Linked DNA regions of Homo sapiens: region 2 is linked to region 1. Evidence: chromatin contacts called from ENCODE Hi-C or POLR2A ChIA-PET data. All regions are on one chromosome and are shown on one strand. Each heading gives the region's core, a stretch centred on a gene start or an enhancer-like site at or near the end of the contact. The rest is flanking DNA. Distances are from core to core; before and after follow the strand shown. Region 1 holds the start of RARA-AS1 (RARA antisense RNA 1). Region 2 has its middle 11 kb from the start of CCR7.

What was found. A loop is a pair of places that touch in the nucleus more often than their neighbours do. ChIA-PET counts read pairs that join two places held with the same protein, here RNA polymerase II (POLR2A). Pooled maps may share reads with other maps.
Region 2: a loop to region 1 is called in a pooled map, with 2.6 times the contacts of the local background. The contact joins the enhancer-like site here to the promoter of RARA-AS1 in region 1. A Hi-C loop is called at or near these places in 37 of 168 maps with a recorded cell type or tissue (A673, B cell, CD4-positive, alpha-beta T cell and 27 more), 22 of 37 single-sample maps with no recorded cell type and 41 of 50 pooled maps. POLR2A ChIA-PET finds 5 or more read pairs at or near these places in 2 of 52 experiments (activated B cell and activated CD4-positive, alpha-beta memory T cell).

The regions. Positions count from the first base shown.
Region 1 is chr17:40,341,320-40,345,241 of GRCh38, reverse strand. It overlaps RARA-AS1 (RARA antisense RNA 1), which reads left to right and starts at 2,106. Exons shown (of 3, transcript NR_110861.1): 1 at 2,106-2,366; 2 at 2,552-3,246; 3 at 3,542-3,922. All of the region lies in intron 2 of RARA (retinoic acid receptor alpha), which reads right to left. RefSeq lists enhancers at 463-1,013, 2,114-2,663, 3,128-3,177, 2,664-3,214, 3,250-3,828 and 1 more and a silencer at 3,518-3,747.
Region 2 is chr17:40,574,602-40,578,884 of GRCh38, reverse strand. No RefSeq gene overlaps it. Among named protein-coding and RNA genes, the nearest start is that of CCR7, 11 kb to the right of the region's middle. Within about 2 kb of position 2,389, at least 3 of the 41 ENCODE cell types and tissues checked have a DNase peak (open chromatin) inside an H3K27ac peak, as active enhancers do; they include B cell, CD4-positive, alpha-beta T cell and CD8-positive, alpha-beta T cell, where a contact is called at or near this core.

The DNA of each region.
Region 1 (3,922 bases), core at 857-3,356:
GCGGCCGCCTGATAAGCGTCTCCCCCTCCCCCAACTACGGGCATCCACGTGCTTCACATTCTTGGACGTCTGGGAGCGGGCGGAGGTGTGAGTGGCGGAGATTGGTGGGAGACAGATGGGGAGCCACATCCTGTGCACCCCCCTTGTCCTCTAATGCACCGAAATGAGGGCTCTGGGGAGGGAGGCAATGTCCCTAGGGCCCTGCAGAACCCAGGCCACCTCCTCCCAGAGCCAACCTGCTCTTCCCACCTTCAGTGGCAGTAAAGGGGAGAGTGGAGAATTCCCCAAGAGGGGGCTGGAGGCAGCTCCAGTCACCAGCGGACTTCCACACACCCAAGGGGACCCTTCCAAGGTGGTGGCATTGGCCCCACATATTCTAGACTGAGTCTAGTTGCCACCCTCAGACTCCGGGTCCTTCCTGTGCCTCAAGGCAAGCCCCCAGACCCCCATCACTCCCAACCTCACAGCCTCAGGACCCGAGTCCACTGACACCTCACTCACTTATATATGCACACCCACGCTCAGACTACGGGAACTGGAAACCCAGGCCTCTAGGTCTACTACCCCACCCCAGAATGGATGTGGGGACAGGTCTCCACTTCCCCATGTCCAGTGGTTTAGGGGAAGGGCTCACCAATACACTGCCTGTCCTACTCTCTGTGATCCTCCTCCCTCTCCAGTTCTGGGCCAGGAAGAGCTGAGCTGTCCCCATGGGCTAAGAAGAGACAGGGGCTGGAGACCAAGGTCTCAGATCCCAGCTTCTCTCCAGCCCTCTGGAGAAGGTGGCCAAGGCAGTGGAAGGGGTGACTCTGGCAGCCCTGCTCCAACTATCCCCCTAGGGGAGGGGGGTCTTGCTCCAGCACTGGGAGAATGAGAAAAAGGGTCCTAGAGTCATCCTCTCACTCTCTCTTCTTCCAAAGTCAAGGGTGATACCTTCCCTCTTGTGTCTACAGCCACACAGCAGATTCGGCCCTAGAGGAAATGGTCGGGGGCAGGACAATAGGAAAAGCTGGGATAGAAGTGGCTCTGGGAGGGCAGAGGTGGGCTGTCTGTCCATCTCAGGTCTCTCTTCTCCCAGCAAGAGGGGTGGGGTAAGTCCTTTGCCCTTCAACCTTCTCCAATCTGCCAGGGCCCCCCCGAGACCCACTCCACCCCTCCTCCCTGGCAGGCAGGAGGGAGGCAGCAGGTCCAGGAAGGTGGGAGATCCTCCACGGAAGAGCTTCCCCTCCAGCAAAGAGCCCAAAGCCCAGGAGGGGAAGAAACCTGAGCCATCTAACAATAACCCCCTTGCGCCTGCTCCCGCCCACCCAGTGTACACTGCCTCACAGCTGCGCAGGAAAATGCCCAGGTGTACACCCTGGTGCTCCGAGCTCCTGAGTGTGCACAGAGCCCTTCCTCCCAGAGGAGCCTGCACCCAGGCAGGGGGCAACAAGGAGAGAAAGTGACCAGGCTGCCAGGATGCTAGGATTCTCATCAGTGCCCCTCTTAGGAAGGCACAGCCCAGGACCTGGCCCTATCCCCAAGTGAAGTCAGGGTAACAAAAGGACTCGGTGGCGGAGCTGGGAAGGGATGCAGTCCTCATTTCCAGAGCAGCCCCAGACCCACAAAAACAAACTCATTCCCCAGAGAACAAACCGGATTAGGATTAGGGGGAGAGGGATTCTTCTCACCAGAGCAGCTTCTCCCCTCCACTCCTGGGGATGAAAGCCTCAAAGATGACAGCCAAGTGTCTGGGGCCAGGACAACAACCCCATAAGGACCCAGTGCCCCTTGCCAAGATGGAAGGTTAGGATGGCAGACGGGTGTCTGATGAAGTTGCCCCTTTCTGCCACACCCCACTGTCAATACCAAAGACACTGAGTGCTCCCCTGACACCCACTCTAATGACGCAAGAGCAAGGGCTGGGGGCAGCAGCTGTCGCACAGGAAGGGGCTCTCCCTCGGGCTTTGGCAAGTGGGATCTGGCGGGGGGGCCTTCCCCCGGGAGCAGACAAACCCACACAGACAGGACCTTTACCCCACCCTCCAGCCTGCTGTGAAGCTGTTGGATTCCAGGCAAGAAGATATAAACTGGGGGCAAGGGGCTTGGGCTTCATTTCTCCTGGAAGAAGTGAAACAAGAGATGAAGGAATGTTGCTTGAAAGAAGGAACTCTCAAAGTTCCTCAGCCCTAATCTAACACAAATTGCACTTAGGGTTACTGGGGGGAGGGTGCGGCCGGGAGGGTTCAATTGTCCAGCAAGGGCAACACGGGTTAAGTGAAAGGTAGAGACAGGACCTCCACTACACCCCGGGACTCTCACCCCCGAGTAGTAGTGGAAGCCCTACCGCCCACTCCCACCCCCTACAACAGCAGACTGAGAGGCCGGTACGTACAGTGGTTTGAGCCATTCCAAAGCGGAGTCCGGAGCGGGGTGGAGTACGGACCCGGGGCGGGGAGCCCCTTCTCTGGGAGCAAACAGGCCCGGTTCTGGTTATAAAAATCCACCACTAGGAAGGGATTAGGGGTGGGACCCCCCACTTCTACACTCTCGTACATCTTTCCCCTCGAAGGCAAGAGGTCCGAGCTGGGAAGTCCTGCGCGCCGCCCCCGTCACTCAGCCGGCGGCGCCATCCGAGCAGAGCAGCTGGGGGAGAGGAGACGTCCCCTCGCCCCGACTGGTGACCCGGGCAGGGGGCGCCCCCTGCCCTGAAGTCCCCGCGTCTAAGTCCGCCGGCCGCTCCGCCAGTCCCGGTGAAAAGCAGGGAAGTTGTGTGTGCTGGGAGGGGGGGTCCGTCGGCTCTCCCAGGGAAGCCTGGCGGGGCCCGGGAACTCAGCGGCTTCACCTCGAGGGGACTCCCGTCTAGAGTCTCGTGGCGTCCGAGGCAGAGTACAGCGGCTCCCCAAGTCCGCAGGCCGGGGGCGGGATCAGCGCGGGGCTGGGGGTCAACGAGCACTTCCTCCTCCCAGCCGGGGATCCGGGGCTTCTCCAGGGATTCTCCGTGGCGAGGATTCCGGGTGGGGGTGGGGATCCCGCGCGGTTCCGCCCCCGCCAGGCCAGGGGCAGCTGGCGACTCGCTCGGTCTCTGGTGGTACGCGCCACGGCCCCCCCACCCCAGCTCTGCGCGCCCCCTCCCCTCCGGGCACCACCCCCTTTCCACCGCCCCGCCCCGTCCAGGCACCGCCCCTGGCTTAACCCATTCCCGGCGCGTCCGGCTGCAGCGGGAGAAACGCAGGGAACCGAGAGGGAGAGGCGGCATGTGGACAGGCAAGTGGGGGCAGCCTGGGAAGGGGGAGGAGAGGAGAGAAGCAGGAAGGGGGAAAGGCTCCAGATGAGGAGTACACAGAGTACAGAGGGACGCCGAGTACAGGGAGAGGAGGGGGCTGCGAGGGGACAAGGACGGAAGAGGGGCGGGCGTCCTCCCTTGTACCAGTTCCGGCTCCCAGGCTCCCCCAAGGTTTGGTCAGTCCCTGGCCGAGCGAAGCCGTGGTGGAGGAGGTGGTGGGGCGGGGAAGAGGGGGGTGGTCCCGGTGTCCTCCCCTTAACACACACCCCCACCCAGGCCGGGCCTCATTTGCCTAATGCAATGCGGCTGAACTCTCGCTGAACTCGCCTGGCGGCGCCTCACCTCCGAGTGACCCACCCACCGCTGCCCGTGACATCACCCGCTCGCCAGCCCGCCCGCGGGGCTCGCCCGCCAGCCCCCTGCCCGGCCGAACCGGGCCACCTCCCCCGGAGACGCGGAGAGCGGCGGCAGGAGGCGTAGGGCCGGGTCGCGCGGGGCCAAGTGTTTGGCACCCGGGTGTGACATTGTGCAGCTCGGACGCTGTGTCGGAATGAGACACCGGCTTGTGTCATTGTCTGTGACATCATGTGTGACTCCGGCCGCCGGAACCCGACGCGGCAGCGCGGGTGCTGTTGGCACAAACACAGGCAGAGGGGG
Region 2 (4,283 bases), core at 1,140-3,639, 230 kb before region 1:
TCCCACCTATGCGTGAGAATATGCGGTGTTTGGTTTCCTGTCCTTGCGATAGTTTGCTCAGAATGATGGTTTCCAGCTTCATCCATGTCCCTACAAAGGACATGAACTCATCTTTTTTTATGGCTGCATAGTATTCCATGGTGTATATGTGCCACATTTTCTTAATCCAGTCTGTCATTGATGGACATTTGGGTTGGTTCCAAGTCTTTGCTCTTGTGAATAGTGCCGCAATAAACATATGTGTTTATGTGTCTTTATAGCAGCATGATTTATAATCCTTTGGGTATATACCCAGTAATGGGATTGCTGGGTCAAATGGTATTTCTAGTTCTAGATCCTTGAGGAATCGCCACACTGTCTTCCACAATGGTTGAACTAGTTTACAGTCCCACCAACAGTGTAAAAGTGTTCCTATTTCTCCACATCCTCTCCAGCAACAATGGTGCCCATTCAAATGACACCCTTGGCATCCATCAGGGGCTCCTTTCTAGAATTCTTGCATTGACTTTTAGGAATCTCCAGAGTGAAAGAGGGAGCAATCTCAAGGAGCTGGCTTCAGGTTTCTTGCTAGGCATGCCACACATGCTCTTAACAATAACATGAGACAGAATCTCCTGGGATAGAGAAGACAGCACATGAAACCCAGACTTATTGAACTATGCCAAATTATATTTTAAAATCTAGTTTTAAAATCAGCACTATTCAAGGCAATGCAAAGATTACCAAAAAGAGCTACATGGTACAATATTATTTTCAAGAAGTACAAACTCTATTCTAAAATAGAAAATAATTCACATGCCCTTGATGTAAATGTCAATTTGGGTGTCCCTGAAGTTAAGTGCTCTCAGAGTTCAGAGGACAAACTGTGGTATAGGTAGGGCCTGCCTGGGCCTCAAAGGATGGGTAGGATTTGGAAAGTGATACTGGGCTCCCCCTATACTCTCCCTCCATAAAGAGCAGATTTGTAGTGAATCGTCACGAACTGCATGCTAACATGCAGAGGGGAAGCTCACAATCAGTACTAAGAAATGCTAGGGATTCCCCATCACCTCACTCAGAGAACCAGCTAAGAAACTGAAACTGGAGTCTCCTGAGACCAAGTGTGCAATGTCCATGCAGCTAGAATTGGAAGGTCGGAGGACAGTCAAGGGAGGAATCAGGTCTGGGTTGGACAACACCACTTGGCATCAAGCACAGGCTGCTGAGGAAATCAGAACCAAGGAGCGGCCCTTTATCCCCCTGACAACCTGGCACATCTGCCACGAACTCTCCAGTTCTAGTCTGTTCATAAACTCTTATTCCTCTGGGACCTTCTGTGGGGAGTCTATGCTAGCTAAAGAACCAAGAAAATTCTCATGGATAAAAAAGATTATCCTGAGAAAGAAGCCTAGAGTTTGTAGGGTCTAATCCTATTGCTTTTCGGATGGGCATCCAAGAACCAGAGAGAAGTGACTTGCCCAAGGTCACCTAGAAGTTATAGGAGAGGCAGGACTGAAATACAGACAGGTCTGGCATTAAGCTCATTTTTATTTTTATTTTTATTCTTTTAGACAGAGTCTCACTCTGTCACCCAGGCTGGAGTGTAGTAGCACAATCATAGCTTGCTGCAGCCTCAAACTCCTGGGTTCAAGCAATCCTCCCACCTCAGCCTCCCAAGTAACTAGGACTGTAGGTGCTCACCACCACACCCAGCTAAGTTGTTTATATTTTAGTAGAGACAGGGTCTCACTCTGCTGGCCAGGTTGATCTCAAACTCCTGGCCTCAAATGATCCTCCCTTCTGGGCCTCCCAAAGTACTAGGATTAAAGGTGTGAGCCACCAGCCTAAACTCATTTTTTAAGGTGCATCTGGCACATGGAAAAGGACTCCAGCAGAAAGCTTCTGAAATAGTTCCAAACTGAAGTTGCCCTGACCTTTCTTACCAACACACCTGCCAATGTATAACCTCTTAGAGTCCTTCCACCTAGTTCCAGAGATTGCTGATATCCCTAAAAGTGAATCTGCTCCAAAAGCCGGTGATAAGGGCAACCAAAACCTTTGGGCTGAAGCAAAATTTTGGCAAGAATTTCTCATGCCTTCATTTGGGCAATTGGGAATAATGGAGAATGGCTAAGCAAGGGGCTGGGTGCCAGGGGAAGGTCCCAGACTTCAGTCTCAGAAGGCCAAAGCTTAGGTCCTTCTAGGCTGTCTAATCACCTCACTTTACACTTGAGAACAATGAAGCCTAGAGAGAGCAAGAAACTTACCCAAAACTACACTGGCAGCTGCCAAAGAGCTAGGCTCATGCATTACACCCCAATGGAATGTTTTTTATAAGTTTAGAGAGAATGAAAGCTATTCTACCTGCTTGTCTGTCTTGCTATCAGCCCCGTGCAATCTTCGGTTTCCTTCCCTTGTTTGAAGTCGAGTGCCATGTCAGACTTGCTCTTGACCATAATAACCGTTGACAACAGGGGTATGATCTAACCTTAACTTCTTCTATAACTTAAACTCCTTGGGGACAGTAATCACCTTGTATCAATCAGAGTCAAAGCAAACAAGAGCCACTCTAGGTATTCCAAACAGAAGAAATTTAACATAGAGAACCAGTTATACAGGTGATGGAAGAGCTGAAGCCAAACAAGGGAGGGCAAGGCCACCCAGAGATTAATAACCGCAGGAAGTTGCCACCACCCCTAGAGCTGGAGGGACACAGGGAGAAGGTTATGTTACCAAAACCCAGAAACTGGGGCAGGAGCTGGAACCATGATGGGGGTTACTTATCAAGTGCTGGTACCACAGTGGTAGGGGCTGGCTGATGGACTCTGGAATCAAAGACTTGTAGCTGCTGCTGGGATGCCAATGAAAGCATAGAGAAAAGAAACATTCTAATAATGGAAAAAGATATAACACCCAAAAAGTAGTAGTATGTATATTAGATATGTCATTCAAAAATGCTAGACTAATATCAAACAAAATAGACTTTCAGACAAAATTTGTTTATAAAGACAAAGAAGGACATTTTATAATGATAAATGGGTCAATCCAGGCTGGGTGTGGTGGCTCATGCCTGTAATCTCAGCATTTTTGGAAGCTGAGGCAGGAGGATCATTTGAAGCCAGGAGTTTGAGACCAGCCTGGACAACATAGCAAGACCTCATCTCTACAAAAAAAAAATTGTTTAAATAAATTAGCCAACCATGGTGTCATGCACCTGTAGTCCCAGCTACTCGGGAGGCTGAGGTAGGAGGGCTGCATGAGGCCAGGCGTTTGGGGTTGCAGTAAAGTATGATTGTGCCACTGCACTCCAGCCTGTGTGACAGAACAAGACCCTGTCTCTAAGAAAAAGGATGAAAATTTTTCAAAAAGAGTCAATCCATCAGGAAGACATAACAACTATAAATATATATGCACCTAAATAACAGAGCCTAAAAATATATGAAACAAATATTGACAGAATTGTCAAAGAAATAAGAGAAACACATAAAGCAAGAAATAAGAGAAACACATAATTCAACAATAATAGAAACTTAAATATCCTCCTTTCAATAATAGATACAACAACTAAGCAGTTGATCAACAAGAAAACAGAAGATTTGAACAATGCTATGAACCAACTAGACCTAACGTCTATCTATAAAACACCACCCAACAACAGCAGAATACATATTCTTCTCAGATATACATAGAACATTCTCCAGGATAGGCCATCTGTTAGGACATAAAACAAGTCTCAAAAAATGTAAAAGAATTGAGATCAGACAAAGTCTGTTCTCTGACCACAACCAGTAACAGAAGGAAATTTGAAGAATCCATAAGTATGTGGAAATGAATCAAGGAACTCAAGGGAAATTAGAAAATACTTTGAAATGAATGAAAATGAAAACACAGCATACCAAAACTTATGAGATGCAGCTAAAATAGTGCTTACAGAGAAATTAATAGCTATTAATGCCTGTATTTTTTAAAAGAAGAAAGATACCAAATTAAAAAAAAACTTTTCACTTTAAGAAAAAGAATAGTGAACCAAGCCCAAATCAAGCAGAAGGAAGGAAATAATAAAGATTAGAATGGAAAAAAATGAAATATGGAATTGGAAAAACTAGAGAAAAATTAACAAACCCAAAAGTTGTTATATCAAAAAGATTGATAAGTTTGATAAACATTTAACTAGACTTACCCTAATATCAAAACCACATACAGATATCACAAGAAAAGTACAGACCAATATCTCTCATAAGACACATATAAGATAGATGCACAATTTCTTAACAAAATATTAACATGCCAAATCCAGAAACATT